Linked DNA regions of Mus musculus: all the other regions are linked to region 2. Evidence: chromatin loops called from intact Hi-C (ENCODE). Cell type or tissue: heart. All regions are shown on one strand. Links, peaks and the distances in the headings refer to the core of each region. The heading gives the core; the rest is flanking DNA.

Region 1 (5,484 bases), core at 1,331-3,830, 210 kb before region 2:
GTAGCCCCAACTGTCCCAAAACTCACTCTGTAGAACAGGCTGTCCTGGAACTCAGAGATCCTGCCTCTGTCTTCCCGAGCACTGGGATTAAAGACTTGTGCCACCACCACCCTGAGACATCATCAATTTCTAAAGTATTAGACTGGAACTGGACTTGGTAGTGTACACCTGTAATCCCCTCACTTGGAAGGTGGAGACAGGATTGGGAGTCCAGTCTCGTCATCCTTGGTTACAGACTGAGTAGGATAGCCTGGGCTACATGAACCTGTCCTACCCACAAGCCCCACAACCTCCTTGCTGGTGAGATGGTTTCAGCGGGTAAAAGTGATCACCACATATGTCTAAGAACCCGAGTTCCATCCCTGGAACCCACAATAGAAGGAGAGAAGTGACTTCTAAAAGGTGTCCCCTGGCATCCTTGTGTGCTGTGGCATGTTCCCGCACTCATACACAGATACATACCCAAAAATAAAATCAACATTTAAACAAACAATAGCACAAAGCTTGTCTGGTATGCAGAAGGCCTTTGGTACCTCAGGGGAAAAAGTACTGATATGGAATTTTACTTTTTTGGTGTACTATATCAAATATAAAACCTCGTGTGTTTTTTTTGTTGTTTTTGTTTTAGTCTGAGTGCATTTTAATTGAGACAGCTTGAGCATTCAGTGGCTGCATGTGGCCCTCTTCCAATGACAACAGCCACAGAATCTTATGGGTGAACAGATTATCCCAGGAAAACAAAAGCCGAGAGCTCAAAGCTACTGGTGAGCCCCTGATTCCAGATACTCCAATCCAAGTTATTTAGTGAGCTAGCAGCAGGGCTCAGTACTGGAGAGCCCATCCCGAGCACTGGAATTATTCACTCCAGAGACTTAATCTAATCTGCATTTAGATACTGGCCTCTCAGGCTGGAGAGATGGCTCAGCGATTAAGAGCACTGACTGCTCTTCCGAAGGTACTGAGTTCAAATCCCAGCAACCACATGGTGGCTCACAACCCCCTGTAATGAGATCTGACGCCCTCTTCTGGTGTGTCTGAAGACAGCTACAGGTACTTAATAAAAATAATAAATAAATCTTTGGGCTGGAGCAGTCAGAGACTGAGGGAGTGGGTTGACCGGAGCGAGCAGAGGTCCTATATACAATTCTCCACAACCACATGAAGGCTCACAACCATCTGAACAGCTACAGTGTATTCATATACATAAAAATAAAAAAAAATCTTAAAAAAAAAATAGATACTGGCCAGGGGTTTTTCAGGTACTGGTGACTGAATGACTCCAAGGCCTCATGCTAAAGAGGACGTTTTTTGGAGACAGGGGCTCACATAGCTCAGGCGAGCATTCTTCTGCCTCAGCCCCATGAATACTGGGATTGCAGACATACTGATTACTGCCTCCTCCAGCTTCAGCGAGTCTTATCTAGTGTCTACCGCTTCCATATGGTGGAAGCTACAACCTTGTGAGCGGAAACTCCTCTGCATTCTTTTGAATGCCCTTAGGCGGTCTGAACAGATTCCAGACCTAACACCAAAGCAGGAGACCTGTTGATTTATTATTTAGTTGGGACACTGTAATAATTCTGGTTGTCCTGAAACTATGTAGACCAGGCTGGCTTTGAACTCATAGATATCTGCCTACCTGTCTCTCACCAGTGCTAGGATTAAAGGCTGTATCTTAGGCATTCTTAACCATCTCTCTGGGCCATCTCTCCAGCCACCTGTGTACCTATTTCATATACCTAAGGCCACACAAAGCTTTCTCAGGTGAGTGTGGTCAGGCACAGAGGTCTTACAGCTCTGAGTCAGTTTGTGAATTGGCAATCTATCTGTGTTTTTTGTGGATTCCTAAGTGACTCCAATGTGTTGTTTGGGGACCCGTGCTTTAGGCCCTTTAGTAAGAAAACAGATCCACCTGTCACGCTAGCAGCTGTTGACACTCGAATACCTTGAAATTGGGCCCAGGAGGCAAGGTAAGGTTCACCATCTCTCCTGGGGTGTATTACAGCCTTACAGGTGCATCCAATTAAAATTAAACGTTTCATAACGCCTAGTGATGGGAGGGTATATATAAACAGTAATGAAGAGCAGAGTTTAGAATCAAAATCAGGCGGGTACTCATATTCCCAACCAATCCAACAAAACAAAGGAAGTGACCTTGGGACACTTTTGGGAAGTGTGACATCTCAAGGGTACTGGGTTATCAGAAGCTTCTTAAGGTAACAGAAACCACAGACCCAGAAAGTACCGAATGAAAACCACAAGCCTTGGTTTCTGTCCGAGTTTGAAAAGGAACCGAAGAGAAGTCCGTGACGCACAGAGTTAAGCCTTCCCTGCCCTGCCCCTCCACCAAGCCAAGGCGCAGCATGAAGCAAGTCGGGAGGGAAGGATGCGAGAAAGATGGGGTGACAGTCTAGCTAAGACGAGGCTTAGCTCCCAGGACGTCCAGTAGTCCCCAGTGTCCTGTTCAAGCTGGTTCCAGGTGGCTTGGCTAGAGCCCGGCGAGGGCGTGTCGCCGCCCCTTGAACTCGGGGAGGAGGGGCTTGGCCGGCTCAGCTATTGCCCCAGACCCAGAGAGCGAGCAAGGGGGCGCTGCCAGGTCCCGACAGTCTGGGTTGCCCCCAGCCGCGGCCCCTCCCCAGGCCCGCTCACCCAATGACGTAAGCCAGGATGAGCAGCTGCACCACGCGGTTCATGAGCCCCACTTTACGGCTGCGGATGAGCACGATGCGCGGCGTGTCGTACTCGAACAGGAAAGCCCGGAGCACGGAGCAGCAGCCTGCCATGGCTCCGCCGCCCGCTGCTCCGCGTCGTGGCCACCGCGGGTCGCCTTGTCGCTGCCACCACCACCACCGGGTCCGGGCAGCAGCCCCGCCCAGCAGCTCGGCCCGGAAATAGGCGGCGCGCGACCTGAGGAGCGCGTCTCCTCCCCCTCTGCCACCCCAGGGTGACGCCCCAACTCGTGACCCTCTCAAAGGGACGATCTAAAAAGCAAGAGTGGTATAGCACTAAGGGACGAATTACCTCTGGAGCAGGGAGCAAGGTCAGCTCCCGGAGGGACAAGGATAATGACGCCCTCAGGCCTAGGATTGAAAGGCAGACAGTTGAGTTCTGTTGCAAAGGACAGCTCTGCGGTTCAGATATAGGATAACGAGCCGTGCGCCAGGGGAACTTGGATAGGAGTTACATTCCTAGAGGACCCGAGTGCTGAAGAGTCAGTCCCCTGACTGAAGGAGGCAAACTTGATCTGGATGTAGTGGAGGGAGCCCCGCTGTGCTGCTTTATGAAACTATAGGGTGGGTGAATAAGTACCTGGTGTACTAGGATGTCTGCAGAAGTCAGCCACAAATGCCACCATATACCCCTCTTAGGCCTGAAGCCGATCCATGTCCCTACCCCTAGTCAGATAACTGTCGTAGTTGCACCTGAGAGGAGGCAACAGCCAGCACCTGGGGGGTGGGGGGGGGTCCCTGTAGCCATCTTGCTATTGAGAATGGCTTACCGCAAGCTTAGGGAGAATTGGAAAAATTCAAGCCCGTGGGGAGACACCATTGTTAAGGTCACATATATCCATTCCCTTCCGAAGTTTTTTTAATAGGCGTTTTATATTAAGTGTAACAGATACATCCAAGTACCCTTATACCAGGTACTGTCCAGCAAGCATAGTGAGAGCATCTCAGCCCTGTGCAGTATAAATATAGCAGGTAATATACACAAGGCTTGAGGTTCTAATCAGACTCCTCGCGGTTCTTTTCATTTTCTGCTCCATGCATCTTTTATTTCATCTGAGTTAGCTTCAGCTTCTGGTCACTTGGCTCCATGGATCTGAGAGAGCATGGTGGACCTTACAGAAAGGCATGGGGACAAGGTGTGTCTTTCCACCACCAGGTCCCAGGGAATTAGTTATTCCAGCTGGCTTCACCTCCTTTGTACCGCCTCCCAATGCTAAGATAAGATTTGCCGTTATGTCATAGCTCCCAATGTTAAGGTCTCTCAGCATCCAGTCCCCTCTCAGCATTATCTCCCACGTAGGGAAGAAGCCTTCAACACATGAAGGTTTGGGAAGAACTCTTCATACACAAGTCATAGTGCCCTGTTACCAGCGACTCATCACGGGATTTGAATGATTTTGAGTTTTAATCTAAGGCCTAGTGGGAAAACATGCCAGCCTGGTGTGGTGGCACATGCCTGTTATCCCAGCAGTCCGAAAGCAGAGCTGGGAGGATTGGCACAAGTTCAAAGCCAGCCTGGTTTATATACCTAGTTCTAACTATAGAGTGAGACCTTGTTTCCGTCTATAGTCAGTGAGTAGGATAGATGCTGCCAAATTTGACAACCTGAGTTTAATCCCTAGAACATAAGTGGTGGAAAAAAAGAGAACAAACTCCCACGATTGTCCTCCAGCGTGTGCGTGCCCCCCTCCTAGTACATTGTTTGAGAAAATTCTGAGACAAAAGAATAAATATAAGCCATGTGATATTTCCTTAATTCTTCTTGACCACTACTCTCTATGTCTTACTGGGTCATCATCCTGAGTTTCTCACACGCAGGACAAAGGCTCTGGCGTGACATCTCCAGCCCTGACTGCTTCTTATTTTGTAATACCTATTTGATTTTTTTTTCCCAAGACAGGGTTTCTCTGTGTAGCCCTGGCTGTCCTGGAACTCACTCTGTAGACCAGGCTGGCCTCGAACTCAGAAATCCGCCTGCCTCTGCCTCCAGAGTGCTGGGATCAAAGGCGTGCGCCACCATGCCTGGCTTGATTTTTTTTAAATGTATTCATCTTTAAAGGATTTATTTTTAATTATGGGTACTTGTGTGCATGTGACGTGTGTCATGCATATGTGCAAGAGGACACCGGATCTCGTGGAACTGGAGTTGTGGGCAGTTGTGAGCTACTTGATGTGTGTCATGAGTAGTTTTATAAGTCTTACAGTTTTTTTTCTCTATCCCAGCTAGCTTTCAAATAAATGAGACTGAAACTATTAGATTTATTTAATAGGCTTTACAGTATAAGATCTAAGCAGCTCTTAATCTATTCTAATTCTCTAAGGTAATCTGGCTGTCAACCAGCCAAAACCGCCTAGAAACTTGCAGTTTAATATCAGTCTGGCTCTCTCTGCTCCAGTCTGTTCTCATGGTATCTCCTGGACCCTCTCTACTTGGTGAATATTTCTTTCCTTCTCCCCTCACCCCCCAGCCCCCACCGCCACTGGCAGAAGTCCCGCCCTATTCTCTCCTCTAGTCAGTTATTGGTTAATAGAGCTTTTATTGACAAATAGAATAAATGGGGAGCAATGTTTGCACAAATTTGCGACAGCATGTCTTTGAATAAGCATTACAGTACCCTGCTTGCCATGTAACAGATATAAGAGCAAAGAGATCGACATTTGAATATTACAAGAATAATCTTTACACAGTAAACAAAAAATATTATGCCTACAGATGTGGGTGCTGGAAACCAAAACTTGGATTCTCTGGAAGAGT
Region 2 (5,484 bases), core at 1,501-4,000:
CATAGGTAAGTGGTCCAGAGGCCAAAATAAATCCAGCTTATTGATGAATGGAAAAATTAGTACACTGGAGCTGAGCAGACGTTTGCTGAGGCCTTAGTGCTGGCAGAGCCCTTCCCAAGTAACTGATGGGTTGAGGAGGGTGGGGCTCTCATTGGTTTCATGCATTTAAACTGTAGGCACTCAATAAATGATGAGCAGATGTTGGGGACTGTGCTTTGTACTGAGTATGGACCAGACAGACAAGCTTCATTCTCAAGTCTGGATGCCCTTACAAGATGCTAGGAGGCAGGCACCGAGCAGCTAAACAAAATCTACAGTGTATTTTCCATAGAAAAGTGCTAGGGCAGCAGAGACCCTTGAATAATGTGATAGTAGGCATCCTGGGGAGGGGAGCTGCTTTAGATAATAAAGCATCTTTCCGGGGGGTGGGGGGGACTCGGGGATTTAGCTCAGTGGTAGAGAGCTTGCCTAGCAAGCTCAAGGCCCTGGGTTCGGTCCTCAGCTCTGGAAAAACAAAACAAAAAAAACCACCAAACATCTTTCAGGAGGGGACCGGACAAGGAGGAAGATGGCCTGAGGGAAAAACTGGGAACCCGTGTTGTAGGGTGCACCTCCAGCCCCTGAAGGAGGGGACTACAGAACAAAAGCCAAACCCAGTGAGCATCACAGACAAACTAAGAGAGGTCATGACCTTCCTACTCTCAGTGCCCCTTGCTGTAGGTACGACAGAACTGGAATCCAGCTAGGAGGGAGACCCACCAGCTCTCCATCCCTCCCACCCTCTCACCCCCCACCTCGCAGGCAGTCACCTGATCCTCCAGAAGAGGCTGTGACCTAACCAGTTTCCACCTTGCTTCTAGGGAGTGCATTGCTATACACTAGAATTTTTGTTTGTTTGTTTCGTGTAGGGTTCTGTTGGTCCTGTTCCAAGTATCAATCAGAACTGCGTGCCAGCCTCCACTCCTTGGAAATAATTAAATGAAGTGACGTACTTGATTTTTTTTTTCAGTCGGGTAAAGCACCATGATTTGCATCTGCTGAAGGAATCTATCTTAAGTCTTGAGGCGGAGCCTTGTGGGACGTCTCAAGTGATTGGGGGGGGGGGGTGGCGTTGCTAAACACTCAAGAAGATGAAATGCTTTATTTTGCAATCTATGCCCTTCATGAAGCCGCATTTTGTGAAGATATTTGCAAATTCAATGCAAAGGGCCTCCTCCCTGTTAAGTATGGCTTCCCACATTCCTCTGCTTTTTAAATTTATTTTGTATGTTTTAGACAAGGTCCAACGTGGAAGACTGCTCCTAAACTCCTTCAGTGTCTGTCCATGACCTTGAACTCTTGATCCCGTGGCTTCCACTTCTGTTCGTGGGATCACAGGCGGGCTCCGTATAGCCTCTTTATATTGGCAAAATTACCTTGCATGCTAGGCTCTGTACAGACCTCACAGAAACAACAGATGATCTGTGGTTTAAGAATAGATTTGGGATTGAAGGCTCCTTCTCTCGCATTGGGGGAAGTGGAAGTCTTATATAGCAGCCATCATTTGGAAGCCAAAGCCAAGCCACCTAGCATAGCTGCTACAGCATAACCTGTGACTTCTATGCAGACGTGTGTCAAAGGCTGTGTGAGCTACTAAAAACGAAATAAAACTTCCTCCTTCCTCCCCCAAGAGTGGGATTCCCTGTCGGGGCACAGAACCCGCAGGGGAAGGAAGGGCTGGTGTTGGCGTGCGATGGAGATGAGGCTTTCGGCTGGGGGTGTGGGATGCGGTGTTCCCGAGGCGACAGATGAGCGCTTTTGGCTGTGTGGGAAGGGAACTGCGGAATTCCTCCCCTTGGTTGCTGAGGGGGGCTCTGAAGGAGACATTAGGATGCAGAGCACGGCTCGCGCTGCCCAGGACGCGGAGGCAAGCCAAGGACACCAGTGCGAGCGCGCCTCGGCCCCCCTGCGTTCCCGAGCCTCCCTGCCAATGCGCGGTCCCAGCCAGTCCCCAACCTCAGCGGCAGGGCAACCAGCACAGAGCGCCCACCCGTGAACTCCGCGCTCTATCCCCGCGCGCGGTCGATACGGGAAAAGCCGTGGCCCCGGAAAAGTCAGGCTCACCCTCCGCCCGCGCCGGTGGCCGCAGCGCATCGAGCACAGCGTGGACGCAGAGGTGGCCCTGGCCCCGTGCGCGCGCACAGGCGCCGCGCGCGGCCTCGATCCGGGTTCCTGGGGGGCGGCGCGCGGGAGGAGGCGGGGCCTGCTGGCGGCGTGGGCGCGCGGTGCGCGCGCGCGGGAGGGCGCCGGAGGAGGGGGCGGGGCCGCGCCGCCCGCGCCGCGCTGGGGGCTCTCTCGGCCAATGAGCGGCGTCCACATGCCGCGGCGGCGGCGAGAGGGGAGGCAGCGGCGGATAAATGCTATTAGAGCAGCCTCCGCGGAGCCGTCCCCGACGCCGCCACCTCCCGTCTCCTCCGCCGCAGTTCCCTCCGCCGCCGCTGTCGGGGGTGCAGAGCTGAGGGGCTCGGGCCGGCGCGCCGCGCAGCTCCTCTCCCGTCGCCTGCCTCGCGGTTCCCGGCGCCGAGGGCTCGGCCCGGCGCCGCTCCTCATCTGCGCCCCGTCTCCTCGGCGCAGCGCCCGGGGCCTGCGCTGCCCGCGGCCGGCTGGCAGCTGCTGAAGCGACCCACACTCGCGGCGGGGCGGGAGGCTCGCAGTCCCTCGGGCGGGCTCGGCGAGGCCGGGCCGCGTGCGGCGGTTTCTGGGGGAGGGGGCTCGGGTGATTCAGCGCCCCGGTCAGGCGGAAGCGGCCGCCGCCGCCGCGGAGGAGGAGGAGGAGAAGAAAAAGGAGGGGACAGCTGTCCGCGCCCGGGCGCCCGCGGTGGCACGAGCCCGCGGCCGGAGTGCGAGGCGGTAGGCGAGGAGGCCGCGGGGACGCGAGGCGAGGCCGGCCGGGGCCCCCGCAGCCATGGAGAACGCTCACACAAAGACCGTGGAGGAGGTGCTGGGCCACTTCGGGGTCAACGAGAGCACGGGGCTGAGCTTGGAGCAGGTCAAGAAGCTCAAGGAGAGATGGGGCTCCAACGGTAGGTGCGGGGCGCCGGGGCTGCAGCGGCGCGGCGCGGGCCCGAGCGCCAAGGAAGATGGCTGACCCGGCTCCACCTCGTGGGGCTTGGCTCGGCGCGGCGCCCGACGGCTGCGAGAGGCCGGGCGGTCCACGCGCGGGTCTGGGCCATCGCCGACCTCTAGGGGTCTCGAGCCGGTGACCTTCCCGGCCGGCGCTCAGCGAGTCGGATTGGGGGGGGGGGAGAGGGAGTGGGAAGGAGGGAGGAGGTTCCTGCGGCTGGGCTGAGTCCCCCGCGGATTTATGAGGCGTCGATGTTGTTGAGAAACCCTCGGACCGTTTCTTGTGCTCCCCAAAGTTGCACATCTGGCAGAAGTGATGACCCAGCTGAAATGACTGCATGGTCCTGGAGGCCGGAGAGGGCTTACGGGCAGTTCCGAGGCCACTGATTACCAGGGCTGAATAATTTTCTCGGGGTATCAAAGTGGAGACAGATTGTTGTACGTTCATACACCTATATCCGCCATTCAGACAACGATGGTGGTGAATTTAGCAGTTTTTAATAAAAGCGCTAATACAATATCTTCATTTTTCTTTCTGCTTTCCTCCTGACACGTTGCTGTCGAATTTCGGCCTTCTAGAATTGCCGGCTGAAGAAGGTAAATAATATTAACATGTTATTTTGGAGAGATGATGTGTGCAGGCTGATTGATGTGGACAATTGAAACAAATGGTTTGTTTTTTTTTTTTTTTTTTTTCCTTTCCTTTTCTAACAGGAAAAACCTTGCTGGAACTTGTGATTGAGCAGTTTGAAGACTTACTAGTTAGAATTTTACTGCTGGCAGCATGTATATCTTTCGTAAGTATTTAAAAAATTATTTTGTCTCCCCATAAAAGTTGAAAGAATTTCGTTGGGACACCAGAAAATAAATAATTACCATTGAGTTTCCGTGTTTAAAAACAAACAAACAAAATAACTCAAGAATTAGAGGGGGGAAAATGATAGAAGCTGTTTTGCTTAGGTTACAGTGCAGTGAGAGGTGACCCCTGACTGCGCAGGGTCTCTGGAATTCTTGTGTCTCACCAGTTTTTAGTATCAGAAAGTTCCTCACTCTAAGTCCTTTTCTGTTGGGGTTCTTCCATTTGTTATCATGTTGTAAGATCACACTACGATGATGTTGGGCACTCTGTAAATAGATCGTACAAAAGGAATATTCCAGTTGCTTTGCCTTCCTGGTGGTGGCAAGGTGACAGTTGTTCCTGACAGTGACAAGAATGATGACGGCAGTGATGGCACCACTGTTGACCAAATTTGGTCACTGACCTCTAGGGTGGCATCTAACCTGGACCCCTGTCTTGAGTGATTCCTAGAGTAAGAGAGCAAAGTTCAGTATTCTTGGTTCTAAATATTAAAGAGGGAATAAAGGTGAAGGTGGGGTTTTTGTTTGTTTTTTTTTCTTTCTTTCTTTCTTGTTCTGTATGTGCTTGAGCCAGTGTGGTTGCTAAGAAACTAGAGAAATGCAGAGAGAGACCTGCCTAAGAAAAGCTAATGGGGACGGCAAGGGTAGTTCTAGGTTATTAACATTTTACTCCAGGATTTTTTTTTCCTGGGCAGTGGACCTTATAGTTTCTTTTAAATGGTGATAATGGTATGCAGATGTTCTTAATCTTCATAACACACGCCAATTTTTATTCTTAGAACATTGTATTCTTATACTGTGATAGGAAGTGAAAAATCATACAGTACTTGTCTTAGGTTTCACAAAACTGATAACTGTATGGTTTCAATTATGTATTCACACGTTTAAGTCTGACCCAGGGGTTCTGTGGTCATGGCCTCTATGAAAACATTAGCTTAGAGGATTGTTTAGAGAACTTACTGAATTCAGGTAAAGGAAAGATTAATTTTTTAGCTATTTTTAAAATAATAGTTAATTGGCAGCAAAGGGGACTTTTAGGAGCAGTTGTATACATGAATTTTCTCCTGAAACTTTGGTTTGTCATCTACGTGTTGTGTACCCCTTACTCGCTAGCTCATTTCGTAAGAATTTCACCTGTGGTTTTCACTGAATAAAATTTATTAGATTCCCATAGGAGACCATTCAGCATACTGCTGAGTTATTTACTCTGTACTTCTTATATATAATATCTTTTTGTGATTAATTTTTAAAAATTTTGTCCAATAGGTGGTTGTTTCATTTGTAAACAAGATAAATGGAGTTGATTATAGTTTGAGCGTGTTGCCATGTGCTAAAATAAGTTATATATGTGGGGGTTGTTTAAGGTTTGTATTTATGCAGGCTACATCATTCTGGAAGTCTCTGCTTTCGCATTAAATGGTGCCATTCACTAAGGCCATCAAGGACTTAGAATTAGAAATTAACTAGATGATATATACAAGCTGTAGGCAAAATGCATTCTTACTGGTCCCTTTCATATTATTT
Region 3 (5,484 bases), core at 1,722-4,221, 76 kb after region 2:
ATGGTGGCTCACAACCATCTGGAATGGGATTTGATGCCCTCTTCTGGTGTGTCCGAAGATAGTGACAGTGTACTTAAATATATAAAACAAATAACGTACATTTCCTTTAACAAGTAAATAAATAAAAAAAAAACCCAAATAAATAAATCAATAAATATATACACATAGACAGTCACAGGCACGTCAGACGGTGGTGGCCACCCTTTCACGTGGCTCTCTGAATTTGAGGCTAGCCTGGTCTACTTCCAAGACAGCCAAAGCTACATAGAGAAACTCTGCCCCCCAAAAACACAATAAATGACTGACTGAGTGACTGACTGAGTGACTGAGTCTGCTCTTACTCACCTGACTCTGTGGAGTAGATGCAGAATTCCCAGTGGAAGGCCGCACTTTGGAAGTCTTACTTAAGGCTTTCTTCTGCTGTAAAGCCATGGCGTACTTACTCACAGCATTGCGGTACTCCTTATCGTGAAACAGAGAGTCTGCATGATACACCAAGAGCTGGTACTTCTGCGACGGGGAAAACAGCTCACTAGAACATAAAGGAAACAAGTCCTACATGGGTTATTTTGAAAATTAGAAAGAGCACCTTGGTGTACCTAAGCCTACCACAAAAACCTTCTATCACGCCAGCTTGCAAAAAAACATGAATACAGCCGGGCGTGGTGGTGCACACCTTTAATCCCAGCACTGAGGAGGCAGAGGCAGGCGGATTTCTGAGTTCAAGGCCAGCCTGGTCTACAAAGTGAGTTCCAGAGAAACCCTGTCTCGAAAAACCAAAAAGAAAAAAAAATATTCCTTAAATTTAAGTGGCTTAATGAGAGGCACAGCATTTGAACACCATGCAAATATGGCCAAAACATCTAAAACACTATCTTACTGTATTGTGGTTTTGTACAATGTGTGTTTTCTTACTACAGAAGCTAATGATACCTATAAATCAATACAATGAACAAATGGAGAACACAGGCTTTCCTTCCCATTTTTACATCCTTCCATCTTTTCTGGCTTTTTGAGACAGCAGCTCACCTGTAGTCCAGGTAGCCCTGAACTTACAGCAATCTTCCTGCTTCTGCCTTGGAAGTGATGGGTCACAGAATGGACCGCTATGCCTACTCAATAAGACCTCTTAATTTAGTACTGTTTTACATACACCTCTATTATCTTAGGTTAACATCAAATTTTATGGATAATATTGCCAAAGGATAGCAATAATTACAAAAAAGCTAGAGACTCTAGAAAGAAAATTTACCACTCTGAATTATTTCATTGAGAAACTCAACAAAACAGGCTCCTGCAAACTTCAAATACCAAAGAAAAAAGCCAGTAAGAGAACACAATTGGAAAGCCAGAATGGCAGAGTGATAACGGATTAGTCTATCTTAGAGTCATTACTGTGATTTATATGCGTATGTGCACAGGTGCACGCTGCTGCCCAGAAGAGAAGGTTGGACACACACCCCCCTAGGAACTTGACATGCATGCTAAGAAATTCAAGTCCCCTCAAGAGCAGCAAACACTCTTAACTATGGCGCCATTTCATCTCCCCAGGCCCTAAAGGCTCGTTCAATTCTACAGACACAAAGCAAGCTTGCCAGCACTAGAAGCACACTGTCACCTGGACTCTCAGGTGTCTAAAGTCACTGTGTGGGAATCCCATGCTTCAAACAGTCCTCTGCGCTCTCTCTCTATCTCTCTCTGTGTGTGTGTGTGTGTGTGTGTGTGTGCGCGATGGAGCCCAAAGCCTCACAAAGGCTAGGCAAGCCTATCACAGAACTTCAACCTCTAACCTCAAAAAGATGCAATAGTCCTTATAAGCAAGGTTAATGCCGAGACACTGCTTTATTTCCGTCCTGCATGGGGTACCAAGCCAAGGTCTCTGCATGTTAGGTAAGCAGTCCACCCACAGCTTATCGGCAACCCTGGTTACCACTCTTGTGTTTATACCTCCAGTCCCACTCCTTCCCAAATTAAGTAATGGTATATATTTTCCTCTGAAAGGTAAAGAACAGACTGAGACAAGGAAGTCTATAAAAAGGTACTTATTTCATGCTATTATTATTTTGTTTGGGCTTTTTGCTTGTTTCTTTGTTTGTTTGTTTGGAGTCAGGGTCTTACTGTATAGCTCTGGCTGTCCTGGAACTCACTCTATAGACCAGGCTGGCCTCAAACTCGGAGATCCACCTGCCTCTGCCTTCTGAGTGCTGGGATTAAAGGCGTGTGCCATCATGCCTGGCCCAAGTATTTTAAACACAGGGGAAGCCATATGTGGTGGTGTAGATCTTTAATTCACTGAGATTTGGGAGACAGAAGCAGGAAGATCTTTGAGTTCAAAGCCAACTTGGTCTACGTAGCCAGTTCCAGAACAGTTAAGACTATAGACACTGTCTCAAACAAACAAAATGGGAGACAATTTTTTTAAAAAACCAAACAACTAGGTACCACTACCAGGTAGGGTCATATATTCCTGCAATCCTAGCATATGGAAGCAGAGGTAGGAGGACCAGGCATTCAGAAAGCTATCCTTGGGGTCTGGAGAGATGGCTCAGAGGTTAAGAGCTCTGACTGCTCTTCCTGAGGTCCTGAGTTCAATTCCCAACTACCACATGATGGCTCACAACCATCTGTAATGAGATCTGATGTCTTCTGCTGGGGTGTCTGACGACAGCTACAGTGTACTTACATATAATAAATAACAAATCTTTAAAAAAAAAAAGAAAAAGCTATGCTTGGCTACATAATCAATCCAACATCAGCCTGAGTTATGACCCTCTCTCAAAAGGGAAGTTAGAGGGGCTCAGCAGTTAAGAGCACAGGAATTTTGCAGAGGATCCAAGTCTAAATTCCAGCACATACATCGGGCAGTTTACAGCTCTTTGTAACTCCAGCTTACACCTCCAAGGAATCTGATGCCCTCTTCTGGCCTCCAAATGCACCAGGCACATAAACATAAAAACCAAAGTAATTCCAAGTCTATTAGCAGTCAGTCCCGCAGTCAGTCCCTAATGTGACTTCATTTGGTAATCTATAGTACCTTCTTAAAAAATAAGCTGTATTATTATGTATGTGTACTTAGGAACCTGTGTACAGGTACATACAACAAAATCATTCAAAAGAGTCAAATGGGCCGGGCGTGGTGGCACACGCCTTTGATCCCAGCACTGGGGGGGTGGGGGGGTGGGGGGGCAGAGGCAGGTGGTTTTCTGAGTTTGAGGCCAGCCTGGTCTACAGAGTGAGTTCCAGGACACCCAGGGCTACACAGAGAAACCCTGTCTCGAAAAACCAAAAAAAAAAAAAAAAAAAAAAAAGTCAAATGGGATAGATGGAGTCCATAATCTCAGAACTTGAAGGTAGGAGCAGGAGGATCAGGGGTTCAAGGTCAGCCTCAGCTTCACGAAGACCGGTGTGCTGGCTCAATCATCATTTAATTCCGACACTGTGGAGTCAGAGGCAAGTGGATCTCTGAGTTCCAGGACGGCCAGGGCTACACAGTGAAGCTGTGAGGTGGGAAAAACAGAGGCAAGCAAAGTACTGCTTCCTCGGTTTTGAACCTGACCCAACCACCATCCTTCTCCAGAGAGCACTGCTTTTCATGTATCACTCCAGAGACACTACTCGCTCGGCAAGTATGTTACAGTGTGTCTTAGTCAGGGTTTCTATTCCTGCACAAACATCATGACCAAGAAGCAAGTTGGGGAGGAAAGGGTTTATTCGGCTTACACTTCCACACTGCGGTTCATCACCAAGGAAGTCAGGACTGGAACTTAAGCAGGTCAGGAAGCAGGAGCTGATGCAGAGGCCATGGAGGGATGTTCTTTACTGGCTTGCTTCCCCTGGCTTGCTCAGCCTGCTCTCTTATAGAACCCAAGACTACCAGCCCAGAGATGGTACCACCCCACAAGAGGCCCCCCCCACTTGATCACTCATTGAGGAAATGCCTTACAGCTGGATCTCATGGAGGCATTTCTTCAACTGAAGCTCCTTTCTCTGTGATAACTCCAGCCTGTGTCAAGTTGACACCCAAAACCAGCCAGTACACAATGACCATTTCCCGGGCAGAGCGATATCTTAGGTAACTGTAAAGGCTAGATCCAGCTGCAAGGCATTTTAGGTAAGAATTCTACCACTGAACTATGTTATCAGTCTTATTTTGTTTTTGGACAGTGTGTACACTGTCTCTTCAACAAATATCAAAACATAAAGGATGAAGGTCAGAACTTATCTGCTTCCTGTAGCTAAGAACTTGCCAATCTAACCTAACGTGGAAAAGCATGGGTTAGCCCAATTCAGTCTAACTAGAGGAGGACGCTCTATAGCGTTCAAACAGTGCTAGAACGTTGTCCCGACCCAAGAGTAAAGATTAGGGCATTATCCCCAACACAGGAAACCATTTGCTATGAAGCACCACTAAGATTCTGGGGAAAAGTCCTCAACATCAACACAGAAGGCTGACAGAGACCAGTGTCCCTCGTGTCACACTAAGAAGCTGGTGACCGGGCTGGTGAGATGGCTCAGTGGGTAAGAGCACCCGACTGCTCTTCCGAAGGTCCGAAGTTCAAATCCCAGCAACCACATGGTGGCTCACAACCACCCGTAATGAGATCTGATGCCCTCTTCTGGAGTGTCTGAAGACAGTTACAGTGTACTTACATATAATAAATAAAAATAAATAAATAAATAAAATCTTTAAAAAAAAAAAAAAAAAGAAGCTGGTGACCAAATGATGTGTGTGCCTAGTCGGTCCAAAGCACACTAATGAATTGGAGTGGGGGGTAGTGACTGAATTACAGGCCCCTCACAGCCCTTTGGCTGTCTCACTAGACTAGCCTCAGCCACGCCAAATGCAAATGTCTGCACGGAGTAGAAGGCTACTGTAATGTTCTTTGGAAGCACTAGACAGTGGTGGACTGAAATACAAACTATCTCCAATCATAGACAGATCCACTCGCTCCTCTATGTTCTCCAGGGTGTGATCTTGGTCGACCTACTGGACCTCCCTGTAATAAACACATTTCCTTAGCATTTTTTTTTGTTTTGTTTTGTTTTGAGACAAGGTTTCTCTGTGTAGCCCTGGCTGTCCTGGAACTCACTCTGTACACCAGGCTGGCCTCGAACTCAGAAATCCGCCTGCCTCTGCCTCCCAAGTGCTGGGACTAAAGGCATGCGCCACCACTGCCCGGCTCAGGCAGCGGTTCTAAAGTGAAGCCACCGGTGCCAATGCTTGCTCTGAGAGCGCTCGGGCAGGAGGAGAAATTAGAGAAAAGGAATGACTAGGTTGACTTGCGGAGCCACGTCGAAGAGTGAGCAATGATGGGGAAATTTTTAAGCAAGGCCCTTACAGGCAATTCAAGCCTACAACTGTCCCGGGCTTCCTTTGAGACGCAGTAAACCCGGCTAGATAGAACTGTCACTCCATCGGTAGTGTTTTGCCTAGCACGCCTGAAATCCCTGGTTCGATCCCCAAGGTCCACACGCACACTGAGA

The links. A loop is a pair of places that touch in the nucleus more often than their neighbours do. Peaks named below come from ENCODE experiments on the same cell type or tissue, not always from the same donor. Only the 100,000 strongest peaks of a DNase experiment are listed, where the experiment ranks them.
Region 1: it touches region 2 in a loop (2.9-fold over the local background); 1 of 42 quality-filtered maps calls a loop at or near these places.
Region 3: it touches region 2 in a loop (2.0-fold over the local background); 1 of 42 quality-filtered maps calls a loop at or near these places.

What each region holds. Positions count from the first base shown.
Region 1 is chr5:122,704,953-122,710,436 of GRCm38, reverse strand. It overlaps P2rx4 (purinergic receptor P2X, ligand-gated ion channel 4), which reads right to left and starts at 2,893. Exons shown (of 12, transcript NM_011026.3): 1 at 2,650-2,893. The coding sequence starts at 2,783. In heart, for the core only: a CTCF peak has its summit at 2,630; a DNase peak (open chromatin) is centred at 2,756; H3K4me3 peaks cover 1,713 bases; H3K27ac peaks cover 1,866 bases.
Region 2 is chr5:122,499,146-122,504,629 of GRCm38, reverse strand. It overlaps Atp2a2 (ATPase, Ca++ transporting, cardiac muscle, slow twitch 2), which reads left to right and starts at 2,405. Exons shown (of 20, transcript NM_001110140.3): 1 at 2,405-3,062; 2 at 3,682-3,699; 3 at 3,817-3,899. The coding sequence starts at 2,945. In heart, for the core only: CTCF peaks have their summits at 2,467 and 3,215; DNase peaks (open chromatin) are centred at 2,269 and 3,119; H3K4me3 peaks cover 2,500 bases; H3K27ac peaks cover 2,500 bases.
Region 3 is chr5:122,423,179-122,428,662 of GRCm38, reverse strand. It overlaps Anapc7 (anaphase promoting complex subunit 7), which reads right to left. Exons shown (of 11, transcript NM_019805.4): 2 at 346-532. Among named protein-coding and RNA genes, the nearest start is that of Anapc7, 3.5 kb to the right of the region's middle. In heart, for the core only: a CTCF peak has its summit at 2,916 (motif pointing left); no DNase peak of the experiment used is centred there.